Regions from separate parts of the Homo sapiens genome. Here region 2 is linked to region 1. A link is a loop called in an ENCODE intact Hi-C map of the cell type or tissue named here. Cell type or tissue: MCF 10A. All regions are shown on one strand. Each heading gives the region's core, and the rest is flanking DNA. Links, peaks and the distances in the headings are about the cores only. Region 1 overlaps LOC105369844 (a long non-coding RNA gene). Region 2 has its middle 58 kb from the start of NAP1L1.

What was found. Peaks named below come from ENCODE experiments on the same cell type or tissue, not always from the same donor. Only the 100,000 strongest peaks of a DNase experiment are listed, where the experiment ranks them.
Region 2: it touches region 1 in a loop (12-fold over the local background); 1 of 110 quality-filtered maps calls a loop at or near these places.

Annotation. Positions count from the first base shown.
Region 1 is chr12:75,718,539-75,722,939 of GRCh38, forward strand. The region is part of intron 1 of LOC105369844 (a long non-coding RNA gene); the gene reads right to left. Among named protein-coding and RNA genes, the nearest start is that of KRR1, 210 kb to the left of the region's middle. In MCF 10A, for the core only: no CTCF peak of the experiment used is centred there; a DNase peak (open chromatin) is centred at 2,453.
Region 2 is chr12:76,140,568-76,144,968 of GRCh38, forward strand. No RefSeq gene overlaps it. Among named protein-coding and RNA genes, the nearest start is that of NAP1L1, 58 kb to the left of the region's middle. In MCF 10A, for the core only: no CTCF peak of the experiment used is centred there; no DNase peak of the experiment used is centred there.

The sequences.
Region 1 (4,401 bases), core at 301-4,300:
TTTTTTTTTTTTTTTAGATGGAGTCTTACTCTGTCGCCCAGGCTGGAGTGCAGTGGTATCATCTCAGCTCACTACAACCTCTGCCTCCCAGGTTCAAGCTATTCTCCTGCCTCAGCTTCCCGAGTAGCTGGGACTACAGGCACACACCACCACACCCAGCTAATTTTTGTATTTGTAGTAGAGACGGAGTTTCACCATATTGGCCAGGGTGGTCTCAATCTCCTGACCTCATGATTCGCCCACCTTGGCCTCCCAAAGTGCTGGGATTACAGGCATGAGCCACCGCACCCTGCCTTTTCCACTAAAATTTATGGTACAACCAATAAAACACTGGGACCAGAACTTCAAACACTAATATTCACATCATTGTATGTACATCTTCAATGGCAAAGGTAAAGAAATAGTAAATGTTTCTCTTGAACCTACATTCCTTCTTTGGGATTTTTAGGTAAAGTAAGGAAAATGGAGGGTGTAGCTCCTTTAGGACAGGAACTCTTGTGGGGCTGGAGGGCATGAAGCATGGGGGAGCTGCTTAGGAGATGGAGCTGGGTTTGTTGCTAATACCATGGTGAGATTATCTTGAGCCAGTTATTGTCCTCAGGTTTTCAAGTTCTGAAAGTAATTTTTGTCATGGCACATAGAGCTATTCAGGCCTTTCAGGACCCAGTTAGAGACTGACCAAACTCACAACATTTGATATATAAACCAGAATGCTATTTTATGAACCTATGTTAGAAGTTATCTCCCAGTAGGAGTTTATGTCTTCTGATGGGCATGAATATTCAGACCTCCAAATTACACATTAAAAAGCTTAAATGAAAGCCAAGGAAGTTGCATGATCTCAAGACAAGAGGATTCCACCAAGCCAAGAAATAAATGAATTGTATTTATCTAGGGAAATATTCCAGCACAGAGCTAAGAGATTAGGATCTAAGTGAGACTAGGGTTGACTTCAAATCTCATTTACTACCTCTGGTGACCTTGGGAAAGCTCACTCGTGTAAGGATGAAGGAAAAGAAAGAATTCTTTCAAAGCATTTAGTACAGTGGCGATAGGAAGCATTCAATAAATGTTCAGTATTATTATACTCCTATCCAAAGAATTGACACTGGTTTTCTGGAATAAAAATCTACCTTAATAGGGTTGTTATGAGAATTAATTAGGATACTCAAAGAATATTAACTATGTTTCTAGATTAAAAACTAGGATAGCTTTTATGAAGTCAAAACAACCATGCCTGGGTAGTAGTGCTTTACAGACACTAAAACTTCCTACTCTCAAGATTGTTTCCATAAGGAAGTACTGAACACCCTGGCATTACCTGAGAAAGATGCAATCCAACTGAATGGGATTGCTGTTTTCATCAGACACATTCCAGGCATATTGTTCTGTAGCTGGCAGCCCCTGTAGGTTTGGGAGTTTCCCAAATCTCTCAAGCAGGTTACTTTGACAAGGGTAAGAATATCTATTGGAGGCTACTAGTTGCAGCCTCAAAACATGCAGGTGGGTTTTCTCCTGGCCATTGTATTACATCCATTGATTTTCAAAAGATGAAGAACAACATCTACATGTGGATCACTTGAGCAGCTGGTTAAAAATGCAGACATCTGGCCGGGAGCAGTGGCTCACACTCTGTAATCCCAGCACTTTGGGAGGCCGAGGCGGGCAGATCACAAGGTCAGGAGTTCGAGACCAGCCTGGTCAACATGGCGAAACCCCGTCTCTACTAAAGATACAAAAAATTAGCTGGGCGTGGTGGCGCGCCTGTAATCCCAGCTGCTTGGGAGGGTGACATAGGAGAATCGTTTGAACCCAGGAGGCAGAGATTGCAGTGAGCCAAGATCGTGCCATTGCACTCCAGCCTGGGCGACACGGTGAGACTCTGTCTCCAAAAAAAAAAAAAAAAAAAAAGCAGACATCTTGAAATGGCAGGAATGGTGGTGATCTTGGGGCAGGGTGGGGGAATGGGTGGCCTGGGAAGGTGCCAGGGAAATATTCTGGGCTGGGCTGTTGGAAATGCTCCCCAGCTTCATCTGGGTGGTGGTTACACAGTTGTATACATACATAAAAATTGACTGAGCTGTGCACTTCAGGTGGGAGCACTTTACTGTGAGTGTGTGGCAACTCAATTAAAAGGTTTGCCCTTACCTCAGGCCTTTTGAATCAGAATCTCTGAGAGAAGAGCATGTGAATCTTTATTGTTTAGTAAGCACCCTCATATGATTCTAATGTGCCCTGAAGCTTGAGAACCACTGATCTATAAAAGGACATTTTCAATATCAAAGACTCAGAAAAATAATTTGGAATCAAGACCATCCCAGGAAATGTGAGATGAATGCCACAAATACCAGTATTCATAAATTCTGAAGCCTCGGAGATGTGAGGCAACATCTGTTTCTTGTGCTAACAGGTAGGTCTCTGCATGCAGCTCTAACACGAAAATTGGAAATGAGCCACTGGGAGGTGAGAACCCGCAGAGAGGAGTGCAGCAGGCACTGCTCTCAACATTCACCTTTGCAGCCAAGAGCCTCAGGCAGCAGGACTCCTCTATCCGATCTGATAAAGTCAGAGAACTGGTCAAGTTACTGGGGGTTGAATTACAATGCAGCACATTTGGGAAGAGCACTTGTCAAGAACATACCTCCTCTAAAATAAGCAGGGGTCTGTTCTGAAAAGAAGAAAAAGAATCTGCCTAATGGAGCTTTTTGAAAGCTGAGATAAAAGATTTTCTTCTCTGTAACTGCCTGCAGAGTGTCATGATTCTGAATGAAAAGCTCTGCTGGCTCACAAACAGATGCTCTAATGTTTGGGAGAATGAATTGAGAGAATATTCAGGGACGGTCCAAGATTGCTGCAAGGATCTGTGTGCTAAAATCTCCTTCTGCGTTGGTGTTATATTATGCTGCCTCCTTTTCTTGGCATTATTCACTGTTGTGTCCATAGGGCTGTATGCAGGAAAAGGCAAGTACACTTTACTTAGAGGGCATCTTCTGCCTGCATTTTTGCAGACTTGGGGAGGCTATGCCAAGTCCACATGCTGTAGAACAAACCACAGGACTCTGTTAACCACCTCTGTAGTTTTCCTTTTACAATTCTGAATTCTGGACTTAGGAAGTAGTCTTTGATAAAGGAGGGCTCTAACTGAGCAAATAGAATGAGAAAATGCAAATCTAGGATCTCCCCATGGACAGAATGGCTAAGGTTACAAGGAACAGGAATCCCCAGCACAACCTTCATTATTAATCTGCCCCAGCTTATAAAATGCCCTTTTCCCCACTCACAATAATCATTTCCTTCAGCTCATGCTCCACTACCGACAACACACCTGTGATTGCAAATCTATAATAACAGAGTGTAAATTTCCCTGGGGTATCTCAAGGTATTCATCTGTTGGCAAAACTGTGCTCTCCTCTGAGACTGTTGTATGTACACAGATATTTCTGCTCACATGAATTACAGCATTTTCCATCTGGAAAAGGCCTTGAAGATAAGCTAGGGAAGCTTCTTGTTAATAGATATAGAAACAGGCTCGGAAAGGCAAACTAACCCCAGGTTACAGAGCCAGTTAGGGATAAAACCTGAACTTCAGTTCACATCCTTTAGCCAAACTAGGATTGCCTTGATCACTGATACTTTGTCAACAAAGCATTTTTTTAAATAGATTTAATGTTTTAAAGGCAGTTTTAGGTCCACAGCAATATCGAGGAGAAGGTACGGAAATTTCCCATATACTCCGGCCCCTACACAGCCCCTCAGTCCTTTTAAGTGCTTAGTAACTCTGGGCCAGTTCATGAAGGTTAAACCAAGTTAATACCCCTTCCCTGTCTACCTGTCAGATATTTTTACAGGATTAGATACCAGACAGGAGATGATATCCTATCAGGGTCACATTAGGAAGGACTTCAGAAATGGCCCATTCTCCTGCAACCAAAACTTACTTGTTTACTTCTCCCTCAGCTACTAATCCTATTTTCTCCTTCTTGGGAATAAATCATGTCTCCCATTGGCAATATTAAGTTTCCTTCCTAAATTCTGGAATTTCTCCACCTCTACTTTCCTGGGATCTGCCGTACACAGTCTCTTTTAGTGCATAGAAAACCTACTGATTATTTTGAAACAGTCCATGTCTTTTTCTTAATATTTATCATTAGTTTTCTCACACAAAAGCATAGGTTACTTCGGGGTTCTTATTAATCTGTAGTTGTATTTCATCAGTCTCCTACAAACAGATGACAAAAATGTCCACACTATTCAGTAAGTTGAACATTTTCATTGCGCCCCATTGTCCCAGCAACGAAAGCACATGTTCAGGATGAGTCATCCATTTCCTGCCAAGAACAATTGGCAAGCATACTGTGGCTTCCTTTAGTTTGTCACTTCTTTGTCTCAGCCATTTAATTT
Region 2 (4,401 bases), core at 287-4,286, 420 kb after region 1:
GGCAACAGAGAGACTCCATCTCAAAAAAAGAAAAAAAGGAATGCTGATGAGCGAGGAGCTGATCTGGTTGAAACAGGAAACCTTCCTACCTTACTGCCTTGAAACTCCTACAACTCAGCTAAACATTTTTGCTAACTGTCACCAGAGAATTCCCTTGGTTCCTTCAACTACTGAAACCTGGGCTTGCAACAGATTTCATTCAAGTTTAATTTAGAGGAGAACACACAATAATCCACCATCTGTTAGTGTCAAGATACTGGTATACAGTTGACCCTTGAACAACACTGGTTTGAGTTGCACAGTTCCACTTAGATGCAGATTTTCTTCCCCACTGCCATCCCTGAGACAGCTAGACCAACCCTTTTTCTTCCTCCTCAGCCTACTCAAGGTGAAGACAACAAAGATGAAGAACTTTATGATGATTCACTTCCATTTAATGAATAGTAAATGTATTTTCTCTTCCTTATGATTTTCTTAATAACATTTTCTCTAGCTTACTTTATTGTAAGATAACAGTACATAATCCATATAACCTACAAAATATATGTTAACTGTGTGTGTTATTGGTAAGGCTTCTGGTCAACAGTAGGCTATCAGTAGTTAAGTTTTGGGGGAGTTTAAAGGTATGTTTGCCTTTTTCCCTTTTTTTTTTTTTTTTTTTGAGACAGAGTCTCGCTCTGTTGCTCAGGCTGTAGTGCAGTGGCTTGATCTTGGCTCACTGCAACTTCTGCCTCTTGGGTTCAAGTGATTCTCCCACCTCAGCCTCCCAAGTAGCTGGTTACAGGTGTGTGCCACCATGCCTGGCTAATTTTTTATTTTTGTTTTTATTTTTTTAGTTGAGATGGGGTTTCACCACATTGGCCAAGCTGGTCTGGAACTCCTGGCCTCAAGTGATCTGCCCATCTTGGCCTCCCAAAGTGCTGGGATTAGAGGTGTGAGCCACTGCACCCGGCTTAAAAGTTATATTTGAACTTTTGATTGTGTAGGGGGTTGGTGCCTACACAATCCCCTAGATACTTGGTTGTGTATCATGTATCTCAGGTATCTACTGTATTTTATAGGTATCAAAGCAACAATGCAATTTATTTATTAATTTGTCAAATACTTTGTGTCTTCTATAAACCAGGCTGTTACAAATACAATGGCAAACAAAACTGGCAAGATCCTTGCTAATAAAGAAGTGAATAAACAAATTAGTAGCAACAAATACGGTAAGAAATAAATAACAAGATAATTTAAAATCATAGGCTGGGTGCAGTGGGGCATGCCTACAATGCCAGCACTTTGGGAGGCCATGGTGGGAGGTCACTTGAGCCCAGGAGTTCGAGGTCAGCCTGGGCAATATAATGAGACCCCCGTCTCAACTTTGTATTAAAAATTAAAAATAAAATAAAATAATAGTAAGTGCAATTAAAGAAATAAAGTCATATATTAGAGGTGTCCATGAAAAAATGAAATAAAGTAAGAAATTAAAATAGGAAAGTAAGAAAATGACATTTGATTTGAGTAATTATTATAAAAAAACCATTAATTTATAAAAACATATATATGGGCAAAGAGCAAGAACACACAATAAAGAAGAAATACAAAAGAACAGTATGAAGAGATTCTTCACTTCACCAGTGGCAGGGAAATGCAAACAAAAATATTATAAACTACTGCATGCTTACTTTAGAGGAAGCACAGAACAGTTCAGAAGGCTGCTCTTGTTTCTGACACTAAGTGCATTCTGACCCAAAACAATAATGGCCACAGTTTGGTTCACCTGGGTAGCACCTGCTACTCATAGAAGGACTTCTATCAATCACCCCTGCTGTCACTGTTTCAGTTTGTGAGGCATGTTGTGACCAGGGCCAGCTCCTTGGGCAATCTGTTTCACACAATCACAGCAAATTGAGAGGCACTGGGCAATCAGAGACACGGGCTGAGATTTAATTCTCACTGGTATTCAGGTGAGCTGGGACCTGCCCTGTTCAAATCTGCACTCTTTGTTCTTCAAATACAGAACAAGAGTGGTAGGAGAGTAGTTGGCAAAGCTCGTTAAGATGTGTCACAACACCTGAAGTATCACCCTTTCTCTTGAAAACTGGAAAACGGTATCTGGTCACAAGGCCAGCAATTAATGTCAATCTGCAGAAACAAACAGCCAAAAACAAAAACAACAATATAACAACAAAAAAAAAAACAACAAAAAACAGAGGCAGAGAAACTGATAATCACACCTTCCCAAATTAATGTTGTCTACATGCTAATTTTTTTCAATTAAATTTATCCTCTAATTCAAATTGACAATTTAAAGGTAAATCACCATTAGCCATCCTACTGGTACACTCTGTTTAGTGTAGCACATTGTAATTCAAATACTATCTACAAATCAATGTTTAAAGAAAAAAGTGATCTTTTATTTATTTATTTTAATTTTAATTTTTTCTTGAGACAGAGTTTCGCTCTGTCACCCAGGCTGGAGTGCAGCGGTGTGATCTCAGCTCACTGCAACCTCCGCCTCCCAGATTCAAGCAATTCTCCTACTTCAGCTTCCCAAGTAACAGGGATTAAAGTGCACGCCGCCACACCTGGCTAATATCTGTTTATGTTTTAAAGCTCTCTTGAGAGGTGAGGAAACATATACTACTTAATTTTCTTTTTCAGAATGAAGGAAACAGGCTAAATGCATGACAGCATTCTATTTCTAGACTCTCCCATGTCCCTGCTCCCTTCTCCCAGAAATTCTTAAACATGCACAAAGGAGATACATACAATGATGTTCACTAAAGCGCTATTCATAATAGTGAAAATGAGGAGATAACTGCCCATCAGAATGGAAAAAAAAGTTTAATCATACGGATTATTATTTAGCAGTTTTTCAGAATCACAACTAACAATTAAAAAGGGCTTGCCATGTGCCCTGCCCTGATGTGAGAACCTTATGTATATTCAGTCATTTTATGTTATGAGAGTTAATGAACTCGAAAGTGTCAAATGCTTACAACTGTGCCTGGTCCATAGTAAGCCCTTAGAAAATCTCAGCTGGGGTTTTTACCTTGTTTTTAATGCACTATTTTTTTTTTGTACAATAGCATCATTGTAATACCACCTGTATATTATTATCCCCATTGAGAGAAAAGAAAAGTAGGACACAAAGAGGTTAAGCTACTTGCCCAAAGCATTTGCTTTCTCGGGGTTCAAAAGCAGACAAGAAGGCTCCAGCCCAGAAGCTTCCTGCCAGAAAGCCACAGGCCAGAAGGCAGCACCTCCTCCGAAAGTTCAAGAAGGGTCAAAAAGCTGCAGCCCAGAAAGCACCTGCTCCAAAGTCATGTGGCAAAAAAGCATAAGAGGTGATTATAGAAGTAAATGAAGGTTCTTTTTGGCATGCTGGCAAAAAAAGAAACAAACAAACAACAACAAAGCCATGATAGAAATCCTTGGTTCTAAGATTATCAGTATCCTCTCCATGCATACTATCTCTTTACATTCTTCTTCCTTTCTTCAGCTTTCCCATGACCAATGATAAAGCACAGATTTTGGATACTAGTCAAATAAACTGGACAGAAAGTAATAAAGTTTTTTCTGCCATCGTCTCCCAGAAGAGTGAAGAAATGAGGAAAACACAGTGAAACCTCATTATACAGCATCTTCCTACAGATGTAGTGGGACCAATCCCCTCCCCACACGCATAGCACCCCGTTATAACACAAAGCAGAGATCCCCCTGGCATTCTATCAGAGTTCTGATGGATGTATTTTTCTGAAGGATGTCTAGGCAGTGTGACTTGGCATTCTGCCCAGGGAGTGAGGGATGTATGTATGTGTGTGTGTGTGTGTGTGTGTGTGTGGGTGGGTGTGTGGGTGTATACATGCATTTGAAGAAGTTTCCCCAGATGATTCTGACCTCCCTGCAATATACTATGAGACCAAGAAGCCATAGCTTTTAAAAAGTGTAAAATCACATTTACAGAAGCATCACACCCCAGGAAAGGAATGTCATTTCTGATTTGCAAAGCTCACAGGAAGGGAGAGAAGACTTTCATCTGTCATTCCTTGAGATTCTGAGGCAAGGGACCTTGCTACATCTGCTGAGAGAAAGCCACTTTGTTCATCTTGAATTTCCATCACCATCACAGAGAAGCTGTAGGCCAAACTTGTTCTTTCATTCCCCTATCATCAGATAAAATAATCTAAATTAAACACAAAGATGTTAAATGTAAATGTACATACTCCCAAGCTAACAATGTAATATGATTTGTGAAAAGAGCTATTCTATATTGATCATAAGCCTTTAGGTGAGGCCTGTGAGGAGGGCATGGACTTGGGGCTGGGGTACAAGCAATGGTTTTCATATCACGGAGAATTGGGATGCCATTAACCGTGTAAAATAATCATTCCAAGTGAATGTATGGTACAC